Regions from separate parts of the Homo sapiens genome. Here region 1 is linked to region 2. The links are chromatin contacts, found by Hi-C or POLR2A ChIA-PET in ENCODE. All regions are on one chromosome and are shown on one strand. Each heading gives the region's core, a stretch centred on a gene start or an enhancer-like site at or near the end of the contact. The rest is flanking DNA. Distances are from core to core; before and after follow the strand shown. Region 1 holds the start of SPACA3 (sperm acrosome associated 3). Region 2 holds the start of MYO1D-DT (MYO1D divergent transcript).

What was found. A loop is a pair of places that touch in the nucleus more often than their neighbours do. ChIA-PET counts read pairs that join two places held with the same protein, here RNA polymerase II (POLR2A). Pooled maps may share reads with other maps.
Region 1: a loop to region 2 is called in a map of ovary, with 2.1 times the contacts of the local background. The contact joins the promoter of SPACA3 here to the promoter of MYO1D-DT in region 2. A Hi-C loop is called at or near these places in 5 of 168 maps with a recorded cell type or tissue (Caco-2, IMR-90, MCF 10A and 2 more), 6 of 37 single-sample maps with no recorded cell type and 11 of 50 pooled maps. POLR2A ChIA-PET finds 5 or more read pairs at or near these places in 2 of 52 experiments (Caco-2 and WTC11).

The regions. Positions count from the first base shown.
Region 1 is chr17:32,987,719-32,994,318 of GRCh38, forward strand. SPACA3 (sperm acrosome associated 3) reads left to right here and starts at 4,129. Exons shown (of 5, transcript NM_173847.5): 1 at 4,129-4,254. The coding sequence starts at 4,221.
Region 2 is chr17:32,873,368-32,879,525 of GRCh38, forward strand. MYO1D-DT (MYO1D divergent transcript) reads left to right here and starts at 3,488. Exons shown (of 4, transcript NR_184086.1): 1 at 3,488-3,526; 2 at 4,477-4,594; 3 at 4,933-5,268. It overlaps MYO1D (myosin ID), which reads right to left and starts at 3,757. Exons shown (of 22, transcript NM_015194.3): 1 at 3,411-3,757. The coding sequence starts at 3,505. RefSeq lists silencers at 3,093-4,082, 3,289-3,476.

The DNA.
Region 1 (6,600 bases), core at 2,879-5,378, 110 kb after region 2:
GAGCTGGAGTGGCTGGGATGCAGGGCACCAAGTGCCAAGGCTGCACAAAGCAGCAGGGTGCTGGGCCTTGCCCATAAAATTATTTTTTCCTCCTAGGACTCCAGGCCTATGATGAGAGGAGCTGGCTTGAAGATCTCTAACATGCCTTGGAGACATTTTTCCCATTGTCTTGGCTACTAACATTTGGTTCCTGGTTACTTATGCAAATTTCTGCAGCTCATTTGAATTCTTCCTCAGAAACTGGGTTTTTCTTTTCTACCACGTGGTCAGGCTGCAAATTTTCCAAACCTTTATGCTCTGCTTCCCTTTTAAACATAAGTTAAAATTCCAAACCATGTCTTTGTGAATGCGTATAACTAAATGCTTTTGAGAGCACCCAGGTCACTTCTTGAATGCTTTGCTGCTTAGAAATTTCTTCTGCCAGATACCCTAAATCATCTCTCTCAAGTTCAAAGTTCCACAGATCTCCAGGGCATGGTCAAAATGGCACCAGTCTCTTTGCTAAAGCATAGCAATAGTGACCTTTGCTCCAGTTCCCAATAAGCTCCTCATCTCTATCTGTGACCGCCTGAGCCTGGGCTTCATTGTCCATATCACTATCAGCATTTTGGCCAAAACCATTCAACAAATCTTTAGGAAGTTCCAAACTTTCCCACATCTTCCTGTCTTCTTCTGAGCCCTCCAACCTGTTCCAACCTCTGCCTGTTACTCAGTTCCAAAATTGCTTTCACATTTTCAAGTTATCTTTATAGCAGTGCCCCACTACATTGGTACCAATTTACTGTATTAGTCCATTTTCACACTGCTATAAAGAAATACCCAAAACTGGGTAATTTATAAAGGAAAGAGATTTAATTAACTCACAGTTCCACATGGCTGGTGGAGGTGGCTCAGGAAACTTACAATCATGGCTGAAGGGGAAGCAGGCACGTTTTACAAGGTGGCAAATGAGAGAAGTGCAAGCGGTAGAAATGTCAGATGCTTAGAAAACCATTAGATCTCATGAGAACTCACTCACTATCATGAAACCAGCATGGGGGAAACCCTCCCATGGTCCAATCCCCTCCCTCCCTTGACACGTGGGAATTAAAACTTCCTCCTTTGACACATGGGGATTGCAATTCAAGTTGAGATTTGGGTGGGGACACAGAGCCAAACAATATCACATGTTCATTGCAGCATTGTTCACAAAAGCCAAGAGGTGGAAACATGTGTCCATCCACTGTGATATGGTTTGGACATGTGTCTCCTCCAAATCTCATGTTGAAATGTGATCTCCAGTGTTGGAGGTGGGTCCTATTGGGAGGTGTTTGGGTCATGGTGGTGGATCCCTCATAAATGGCTTTGTGCTGGCCTTGTGGCAATGAGTGAGCTCTCATCCTATTAGTTCATGCAAGAGCTGGTTGTTTAAAAGAACCTGGCATCTCCTTCCATCTCTCTTGCTCCCTCTCCTGCCATGTGACATGCTTGCTCCCCCTTCACCTTCCACCATGAGTAAAACCTTCTTGAGGCCTCGCAGAAGCCCAGCAGATGCTGGCACCATATTTCCTGTACAGCCTACAGAACTGTGAGCCAAATAAACTTCTTTTCTTTATTAAGTTCCCCAGCCTCAGATGTTCCTTTATGGCAATGCAAAATGAGCTAACACACACAGATGAATGGATAAAGAAAATGTGGTATACACACAAAGTGGAATACTATTCAGGCTTAAAAAAGAAGAAATTTCTGACATATGCAACAATATGGATGAGATTTAAGGACAATATGCAAAGTGAAATATGCCAGTTACAGAAAAGGAAATAATTCTACTTTTATCAGGTACCTAGAATAGTCAAATTCATGGAATCAAAGAGAGGAATGGTGGTCACCAGGGGCTGGCAGGAGGAGAAAACAGGGAGTTACTAATCAATGAGCATAAAGATCCAGTCAGGTGGCTGGGTGTGGTGGCTCACGCCTGTAACCCCAGCACTTTGGGAGGCCAAGGCAGGTGGATCACCTGAGGTCAGGAGTTCGAGACCAGCCTGGCCAACATGGTGAAACCCTGTCTCTACTAAAAATACAAAGATTAGCCAGGCGTGGTGGTGCATGCCTGTAATCCCAGCTACTTGGGAGGCTGAGGCAGGAGAATAGCTTGAACGCAGGGGGCAGAGGTTGTAGTGAGCCGAGATCATGCCACTTCACTCTAGCCCTGGCAAAAGAGTGAAACTCCATCTCAAAAAACAAAAAACAAAAAACAAAAAAAAAAAAAGAAAAGAAAAAAAGAAAAAAAAGAAAATCCAGTCAGGCAAGATGAATGAGCTCAAGAGAGCTGCTGTACAGCAGTGTCCTCTACAGTCAACAATAATGGATTGCATATTAAATATATGTTAAGAGGGTAGATCTCCTACTAAGTGTTCTTACCTCAATAAAAAAATGAAAGAAAAAAATACTGGTGCTGATGCTGGGCCATCCCTCAATTTTAACTTGGTTGTCCTGGGGTGGGGCCCAGACAGATAGGGTGGACATGGTGCAACCAGACACTTTTATGGCTGTGCTCTGCACTTAGTAGTAATTACTATTATTTATTGAGCACCTGGGGTACTAAGCACTTTGTTGCTGTTTCATTGAGCCTTCCTAGTACCCTGTGAGGTTGGTGTTGTCATCCCCGCTTGAGAATCAAGGAATCAGAAAGTGAGGCTGTTTTCTCTAGGTCATCCACCTGGAAGTCACTAGCGCCTGTGTTCAGCCCTGGTCAGCCTGACCCCAAAGCCTATGCTCTAGCTGCTGTGCTGTGGGACTCAGGCTCCTGTGGGACACAGACGTGGGCACCACATGCCCTTTCCTTCCAATTCTCTGTCCTTTAAGTTTTAGGGTCAATAGGGTAACCTTTGCCCTGCACCTGTCCACACTGAATGGCCATCATCCAGGTGGAGAAGGGAGTGGCTTGTGGCTCAGCATTAAGGAAGAACTTTCTGGCACTCAAAGGAGCTTCATGGTGAGATGGGCAGCCTGGAAAAGCAGAGGGCAACCACCACCATCCCTAGGAACCCACCACCATCCCTGGGCACCTACCCCCATCCCTGCACATCCCTCACAATCCTTGGGCACACATCACCATCTCTGGGAATCTACCACTATCCTTGCACACTTACCACCGTACCTGCACACTGACCACCATCCTACACACTCACCTCTGCCTCTGCGCACCCACCGCCATTCCTGAACATCCACCACCATCCCTGGGCACCCAACACTACCATCCCTGCACATCCACCACTGTCTCTGAACACCCACCACCATCCCTGCACATGCACCACCATCCTGGGGCACCTGCTACCATCCTTGGGCACCCACTTCCATCCATGCACACCCATCACTGTGCCTGGGCACCCACCAACATCCCTGCACACCCACCACCATCCTGGGGCACCCACTGCCATCCCTGGGCACCCACTACTGTCCCTGCACACCCACCACTGTGCCTGGGCACCTACCACCATCACTGCATATCTGCCACCATCCCTGGGCACCCACTACCATCCTTGCACATCCACCACTGTTCTTGCACACCCACCACTGTCCCTGGGCACCCACCACAATGCCTGCATATCCACCACTATTTCTGGGCACCAACCACCATCCCTGCACATCTATCACCATCCCTGGGCACCCACCATCATCCCCGTGCACCCACTACCATCCCTGCACACACACCACCATCTCTGGGCACCCACTACCATCCTTGCACACGCACCACTGTCCTTGCACACCTGTTAACATCCCTGGGTACCCATCACCATCTCTGTACATCCATCACCATCCCTAGGTGTCTACCATTATCCCTGGATAATCATCTGAAAGATCTGTTGGGAGAGGAAGTGTCATCCCTCAGTGTAGTGTGTGTGTGTGTGTGTGTGTGTGTGTGTGTGTGCGCGCGCGCATGTGTGTATGTGTGTGTGTGTGTGGGGCAGAGATGTGCAAGGGGGCTGGGATTAGATATCCTGCTCTGCCTCTGGACCCTGAGTGGAAGGGCTCAGGTGGGCTAGTCAAAGCTCTGTGGTGGCGCTGTTTGTGGAAGATGAGCTCACAGAGCTGGAGTTCTAGAAGGCCCTCCGTTGGCCTGGAGCCTGCCTTCCCCATTGTTCTCTTAACACTGGGTGCCTGGGGCCCTGGCAAGGTTGTGGGGGACATCTTGAGCTGAAGCAGGGTTTTGAGCCACTGCTGCTGCTGCCATTGTCACCATGGTCTCAGCTCTGCGGGGAGCACCCCTGATCAGTGAGCCCCCTTTCCCTTCTTCCTGGGGCTGTTAACAGGGGCGCTGGGTTGGTCTGGCCAGAGACCAGGTGGAGAAAAACAAGGTGGTGGTTAGGGTGGGGTTATCCTGGCCTGGAAGAGTGACCAGCTGAGAGAGGAGAGAGAGAGAGAGAGAGAAACTCTGGAGCTGTTGTGAAATGCTCAGGATGGAATTCCTTTTAAGTCACTTTTCTACAAAAAAAAAAAAAAAAAAAAAATCAAAAACAGTCCATGTGTAGCAGTCAATTTAGTTTCCTCCTCTACAACTTAGGGATATTAACCCCACACCTTTCAATTGCTGAGAGGATTGGATGAGATTAAGTTGGAAAAGCTCTGGGAAAGGCCTGGCACAGTGTTCAAAGACTTGACAAACTCCACCAGGTTGGCTGCCTCCTCCTTCTCACTCCCCTCGCGGTGAGAAGAAGGTCTCATGTCCCTGTGGCCACGCCTTTTGTGGACTTGAGTTTCAGAAGCAGCCACAGAGCAGCTACTCCATGCCAGCAACTCTGCAGATAAATAAGACATGCAGATAAATAAGACCAGCCGCCGTTCTTCAGAAGTTAACTTTGTGGTGGGAAAGACTGACATCTATTCCAGCCTCGTGTGACAGAGGATGTGGAAGATCGGGTGTGTGAGAGTGTGGGGGGTGGTGGCATGCCAGGAGACTCTCACTGGGGAACACACCTCTGATAAGACCCTTCAAGTATGAGTCAGAGTTAACCATGTAGAGGAAAGGAGAGGGTGAATGTTCTAGAAAGCAAGGTCATTGTGAGAGAACAAGGTGGCACTGCTGAAACATAACGTGTGAATGAGGGAGTGGGCCGCAGGGCTGGGCTGTGAAGGGTCGTGAAGGGCCGTGTGGACCTCGAAGGGGCAGTTATGGTGGGAGCCATCCAAGGTGTCACAGGGCTGGGCTTTTCATTTAACAAATTTGTTCTGATGGATGTGTATAGAATAGCTTGGAAGAGTGGTTGAGACATGATACAAGAAGACCATGAAGGAAGCCAGGATGGAGGTGTGAACCTAGGAAAGGACGGTGCTCTCGGAGGGAAGGTGGAATCCACAGGACATTGGGACTGATTGGTTGGAACTGGGTGAAAGATGTCATGGGGAAGGAGTGAAGAATGACATTCATATTTCCAGTTTGGGTAAATGTGTGGCCCATCATGTTTTAAAGCACATAAGGAAAGTCACAAGGCAGAAGAAGGCATTGATGGAAACAGTGGTTCTGTTTAGATGTGCTGGGTTTGAGGTGCCTGCAGGGCATTCAAGTGGAAGTGTCCTGCCAGTAGCTGCCTCTGAGGTCTTGGGGAAGATGCCACAGGGGTTGCCAGCCTTCAGGCGGTGGCTAACAGCAGGGCTGCCCAGGGGGTTTCCTCAAAGTGGAAGAGAAGAGGGCTCAAGGCAGGAAGGCCTTAGAAAGCATATCAGCGTTTATGGCCTGGGCAGAAGTGAATTCCACGGAGGATAAGGAGGAGAGTCAGCCAGAGAGGGAGGAGGAAACCTGGGAGAAGGGAGCATCGTGGAAACCAGGAGAGGCAAGCCTTTCAACAGCGGGTGGCGGACGGCATGAGTACAGCTGAGAGCTCCCATGAGACAGAGTCGAAGGGGGCCTCCTTGGACCCGCAGAGCAGTTTCAGCGCGCGGTGATGGCAGGGAGGCCAATTCACCAGGTTGGAAAACAAGCGGGAGGGAGAAAGTGGCGATTTTCCCCAGGAGTTTGGGCGAGAAGAGGGGGAAAGAGACAAGGGAGTAGCAGTCAGCATGAGACTTGAGGGAAGGCATTTAGAAGATGGAGACTGAGAAAGTCTCTACGAGCAGGGGAAGGAGGAGCAGGAGGGGAACGGTGCTAGCGCGCCGGGAGAGGAGGGACAACGGATGGAGCAAGGCTTGGTGATGGGAAGGACAAATCTAGAGCTTAGAGGGAAGATGGGCCTGCATGAGATTGGAGGCCCCGTACCCAAACAATGACGGGGTGGAGATGAGGGCGAGGAGGCTACTGATGAGTTTGCAAGTGAGCAGGGCTAAGGCAGAAAGAGGAAGAAATTCCACAAGTGAGCACCTTGCTTTTCTTAGTGCAGCAGGAGACGAGATCATGTTCTGAGAGCCAAGGGGTGGGACAGCGTGGCGTGCTAAAGGACAATACTGAGGGTTTTCATTTCCTGTGAGGGAAATGGGAGAGAGAAGTCTGAGCAGAGACAAGCGCGAGTACCAGTGTTAGTTGTAGTTCATAACAGAAACAACAACTCACTTATTTTTAGTGCCAAGAGCTACGCTGTGCCCACGCCTTTTCTCATTTATTCTTCCAACAATCATATGAGGCAGGTG
Region 2 (6,158 bases), core at 2,238-4,737:
CTGGGGAGTAAGAGCAGGAACTACAGCTTGGGAGGGCAGGAGTCATGAGGTACAAGCACACATGGGAATTTCACTCACACATCCATATATACCAATGGACCAAACACGCTCAATTTCAGCTATATACAACCAGAAATATGTGCCCAACCACCAATATTCCAGGAGACAAAAACACTTCAACATCACAGAACAGCACCTGGATTACGCAGTGGTGGGTTTCTGGTCACCTTCTGCAAAGTGAAAGGAAAGAGAGGACTGTTTTCTGTCTGGGTCAGAATTTATAGTTTCAGAGGAGGGTAAGGGTGCTACCCTTTGCTGGCACTGTGTTTATGGCTACAGGGAACCAACTATTTTAATGTATAAGTAAGTCATGAACAATCACTGATCTGTACAATGAGAACCACAGCCAGTTCTCAGAGTCATCAAGGACACACAGATGAGATACATACAAATACATATACATCTGTACACCCAGGATTTTGAATGATGTGGAGATTGGGTATAAAGGTAGACCTAAAAACCTGGGCCTTAGCCAATGGCCATATGGAGAGCTGGTGATTCCTCCCACCTCTCCACAACACCAACCCCTTCCCTTCCAAACAACTTAACTTATTCACTGTCACCCAGAGTCAGCTTTCATGCCGCCAACCCCTGCTCATGCTGCTTAATCCACCTGGAATGCTCTCCAGCCACGAGTCCACCTTTACAAATCCTACCCATCCTTTGGAACTCAGCTCAACTCCTCTCTTCCTCTATAAGGTGTTTTGGAGTCAACCTAAGGTATCTCTCTCTCTTCTGAACTTCCAGAACAATTTCTATAATTACTTGACAAATAATCACCTAAGCTTTATAAGGCTTTTATCTTCTCTTTCTTTTCCTTTCTTTTTTTCTTTTCTCTCCTTCCTTCCCTTCCTTCCTCTTTATCTGTCTCTGTCTCTCTCTCTCTCTTTGTGTCTCTGTCTCTCTCTGTTTTCTTTCTTCTTTTTCTTCTAAGAGACAGGGTCGTGCTCTATTACACAGGCTGGAGTACAGTGGTGTGATCATAGCTCACGGCAGCTTTGAACTCCTGGGCTCAAGCAATCCTTCTGTCTCAGCCTCCTGATGTTGTTTTCTTGAACTATTCTTTAAATCAATAGAAAATTCCACCTTTCTCCAGGTCTTCATTGAGATGTCACCTCTTCGAGAGGTAAGCAGCACATCTTGTAGTTCTTTGGATACTCCTAGCTTATCTCCTAGAGTACCTTGCACACAGTAGAATTAAATTGCAGCATTCGGCCGGGCATGGTGGCTCACACCTATAATCCTAGTGCTTTGGGAGGCCAAGATGGGAGGATTGCTTGAGGCCAGGAATTCAAGAACAGTCTGCTCAACATAGCAACTCTAAGGGCCCATCTCTAAAAAATATAAATATAAATATAAATAAATTGCAGCATTCTCTTCTGTACACATAGGAGTTGTTAGGCTCACCTTAGTAATCTATTTTGAGATTCAAACTTCACACTTAAGAGACTTAATGCTTTAAAAAAAAAAGCAGAAATTCTAAGTGCCTTCCCTCAATTTACTTTTTAAAAACCACAAGAGTTTTAATTCTATTACAGAGGAGTAGTCCTACAAACTAATGTAGCCCTGTTAGACTCTATGCCTTCAATTTCAAATTCTGAAAATTCTGCAAAAGCTCTGGCTAAGCCCATGTATTTGCTGGAGGTGAAAGATGGAGGTTAAAATGAAAGGCTTCATATTCAACTGTTACTACATGGTCTTGTATACAGTATGTACATAATAAATGTACCAATGTCTGAAAAACTGAAATGATTATAACTGAGAGTGACAAAATTATAAAGGCATTTCTCAAAGCACACAACTTATTTCCTGTGGGGGAGAGGAGTAGAATCTCTTAATTTAAAACAACCTTAATCTATGAAATTGCTATGTAACTTACCCCTTTATCTATTTTATGTGCACTTGGGAAAACTTAAAACAGTTTTACTAATATGGATTTGCCAGGCACTAATCTTTGAAGTATGTATACACATATTATTAATAATTCATTTAACCCTCAGGACAACCCCAATCCTACAGACGGGAAGACTGAGGCACAGAGAGGTTAAGTAACTTGCTCAAAGATCACAGCAAGAATGCAGTGGAACTAGAATTTGAATCTCAACAGTCTGACTCTTAATCACTATGATAATGGGTATTGGTTATAGCTGATGTAGAGGTATATCATTTTGATTAATATTTGGGGTGATTTCTATAAAAGTTGTACATCCAAACCTTGATCAGAAATGTAACATCCTATCATTATGCTGGTATGTAATCAACCTGATTGACCCCTGTCAACTGGATTGACAGGGGTAGTTAATAATGAAATTAGGGTTAAGCACCCAAGCCTAGATTATGACTTTCACTTTATAAGCTTAAGGAATGATGTTTAGCTATAAACCTTAGAAGAAATGCAGCCAAAGCTTGCAGGGAAACATACACACGCACACCAAAACTCAGCTATTTTGAAATTCCACTTACTTTAATGTTTAAGTCAAACTACTTTAAAACTGTTTACATATTACTCTATCAAGGGTGAAATAATCGCATGTAAAGGGCTTTCTAAAACAAATCCACATCTTGGAAGCCCATTTTGGGGCGTTGAGTTGTGACTACGTTCTCAAGGATGTTAATAACACAAGAGCTCCATCCACTAACTCCTTGAAAAAAACCAAAACCATGAACGTCTTGTCAAATTCAGACAGTTTATCTTGGCACTGGCAAGTACAGCAGTCTCTTCGATGTCTGGAAACGTGTCTAATTACGTTTAGAGAGTAACTAAAAAAATAGCCAGTGTCCCGGAACAGACAGCTCAGGGATCACTCCATAGCATCCTGAATGACAGGATGGAACTACGCCAGGAGGAAAAAAAAAAGAAGGGCGAAGAAAGAAAGAAAAGAAGCAAGTGTAAAGCCGGGATGAGACGCCAGCCTCTCTCCAAAATAATCCTCCAGTCCTCCTAGGGCCTTCGGGGCCACCGCAACTCTCGTTCAAGTTATTTCCCTTCAGTTTCCATGAGGTCACCGGCCCGCCCACATCCCTCACCTGGCGCGGGGAAGCGCGCCCTCCCGCGCGGCACACCCTCTGCACCTAAACCCCGGACAGCGCCCAGGGCTCCCCTCTCAGGGAAGCGCGGCCCTTGAGCTCGACACGCCCCCCGCACCCCAAAGCGGCCGCACCCCAGGGGCGTCCGCTCTCGGGAAAGCGCAGCCGCGGAGCTTGGCAGACCCCCGGACACCGCAGCCCGGCCGCGCCTCCATCCCTGGAGCTTGGGCGCTCCCGACACCCCGGATCCGGCCGCGCCCCGAGGCGCCCCCTCTCGGGAAAGCGCAGCCTCGCGCCCCTGCGCGCGGCCGCTCCGCCCTCACCTGAGCCTGAGGTTGGCCATGAACTCGGGCATGGAGACGGTGTCCATCAGCACGAAGTCTGCCTTGCCGAATTCCAGGCTCTCCTGCTCCGCCATGGCGCCAGCGCGGGGGCTCAGGTGGGCGCGCTCGGGCCTCCGGGGCCGCTCCGTGGGCCCGCGATGAGCTCGGGAGGGGCCGGGGCGAGGCCGCGCCGCGAGGCTACGGGGAGGGGGCGCGCACGCCGCTCGGCGGGTCCGGGCCGGACAGAGGCCGCCTCGCTGCTCCTCGGCGCCTTCTCGGCCGGCGCGGCTCCGAACGGGACGCACCCGACAGTTTCCGCTCCTCCCGCCGCGGCTGCCGGGCGCTGTAGGGGCCGGGACACCGAGACGGAGACGGCAGCGGCTGGTCCCGCCTCCAGCCTGGGGCTCGTCCCGGCTCCGCCCCGCCCGGGCCTCCCGGCTCCGCCCCTCCCGGCCCACTGAGGAGCCCGCCCCAGCCGCGGCCCTGGCCGCCGCCTCTTCACCTGGGCGGCGCGCACGCGCGGGTGGGCGGCGGGGACGCGCGCTGGGCCGGGCGGCGGCAGCTGGGTGGCAGCGCCCCCTGGGGACAGGCGCTGGGATCTCAGGCGGCCAAGAGGATGGCCGCCTGCCGCCCACACTTGGTAGCTGCCAACAAAGTTAGAAAAGTAGTTCGTGGAGCTTTTCGCGAGGACAATTCATTATGATTCTGTCACCCTGCTCCAAAACCCACTCCCGCCTCTCTACTCACACCCTGCCCATTCTTGAAGTGGTGGTTCAAGCACAGACTGAGAGGTAATAATAATGGCTAACATTTTTGGGGCACCAAAAATGCCCAGAGCTGTTCTCAGCGCCTTAGAGAACTTTTAAGAAACTTGCCATACGACTAGGAAGTGGAGCAGCTGCGGTTTCACGCAGGTCATTTGACTTAGGAGCCGCAGCGTTCAACCACGTCTGACTACCTCCATTCTTCAGTGGCCCATTTTCTCTTCCACTCATCCGAGCATGTCATCAGACATTACCTTATATGATTATTAAGTTTTTAATATATCTTTGTATCATCTCTCCAGGATTATTGCGGATGTCTTGAGCATGGGACCATTCTTTTTGCATCCACCAAATAACTATTGTACTACTTTGCATATATAAATATGAAATCCATACTGGTTCAGTGGAATGAAGTGAGTTGTAAGTAGTCTCCAATTTATTGATACATTGGTTGAGCTTGGAAAATTCTTTTTGAACTCAATGTATTTTCCCAAAGAAAATATACTACAAATGACTTTCTTTCTTTTTTTTTTTTTTTTCTTTTTCTGGAGACAAATTCTCCCTCTGTCACCCAGGCTGGAGTGCAGTGGTGCAATCACAGCTCACTGCAACCTCAAACTCCTGGGCTCAAGCAATCCTCCAGCCTCAGCCTCCTGAGCAGCTGGGACTACAGGTGTATGACACCATGCCCAGCTATTTTTTTTAAATAAATGACTTTCTAAGGTATCTACATTTATTCAGTCCTGTGTTTCTGTTAGGACATCTTCTATTACAAAATCTACGAGGAAATCTAGAGGCCTCCAAGGACCTGGCTGGGCTTCAACTCTGGCTGAGTTTGAGATGAGTAAACCAGACTGAAGGACCTTGCCCAAGGCCTGCTTCAGCTGCCAGCCACCCACACTTGCTAAGAGAAAGGAAAGGAGCTTTGTCACCTCCTGAGGGACTGCCTCTGCCATCAGAAAACCACCCCAATCCCTGGCACCAGCAGAGCTGGGTTGCATCTGACTACCGTTAGCAGCTGTCCTTCAGAAGGAGGAGATCCACCTGTCTCGATATCAGTGTCCTCATTTGTGGAATAAAAGCTCTGGAATAAGGTAGGACTGTCCTATGGTTGGGTCATTTGTGGAGGTGTCGGTCAGTGGCTAAGTAGGTTATTGCATAGGGTATGGTTGTATTCCTAATGTTTGTATTGGCATGTTTTAACATAAGCAGAACTGAACTTCAAGAAGGAAAGAAAGAAATCTCAAACTGTATGCACTTTGGAGCATCCAGGGACCACACCCCAAAACCTTTTGGTAAATTATATATGTGTGTTCCCTGAGCTCTGTAGGTGTTAAAAATTAGGGCAAAATCCCAGGTACCAGGAAAAGAAACATCACGGCTTGCAGATGATGAGAGAGTTGCAGAAATTGTACAGTGGTTAGGAGCTATGGTGGGATACAATGTGGTTTCCAAATGGCCAAAGTAAGAGATCCTCATTTTAATCAACATCTTATATAGGAACCCAACATATAAAACACATATACAACATATGCAAAGGGTATTTTATTAATTTCTTGTATAAGTCCAAATTAGTATAAAATTAGGCATTGATGCTCTCATGATGAACCCAAATCTGCTCAATGGGGCTCACTATTAGCCTCAGGATTCCAGTTTACTTTTGTATGTTGTTTTCATTGTACTGTGTCAAGCAAATTCTTGTTTGTATAACTAAGCAGTAATTTGTTACCCATACAACTTTACATTCAGCATTTCTAGGCCAATGTGCAGTTACAACATTATTAATCAATGACACACTTGAGCAAAGTTCAGGTATATGCACAGCCGGCAGGAGAGACTGAATACTCTGGTCTGCATTCAGTCAAGGTAACCTAGAGCAGATTAGCTCATTATGAATGTTCTTTGTGATAAAATTTGAATAGAAACACATTTGGAGATGCATGTTTTTGTTACAGTTTAAAATATACAAAAAATAAAACAAATA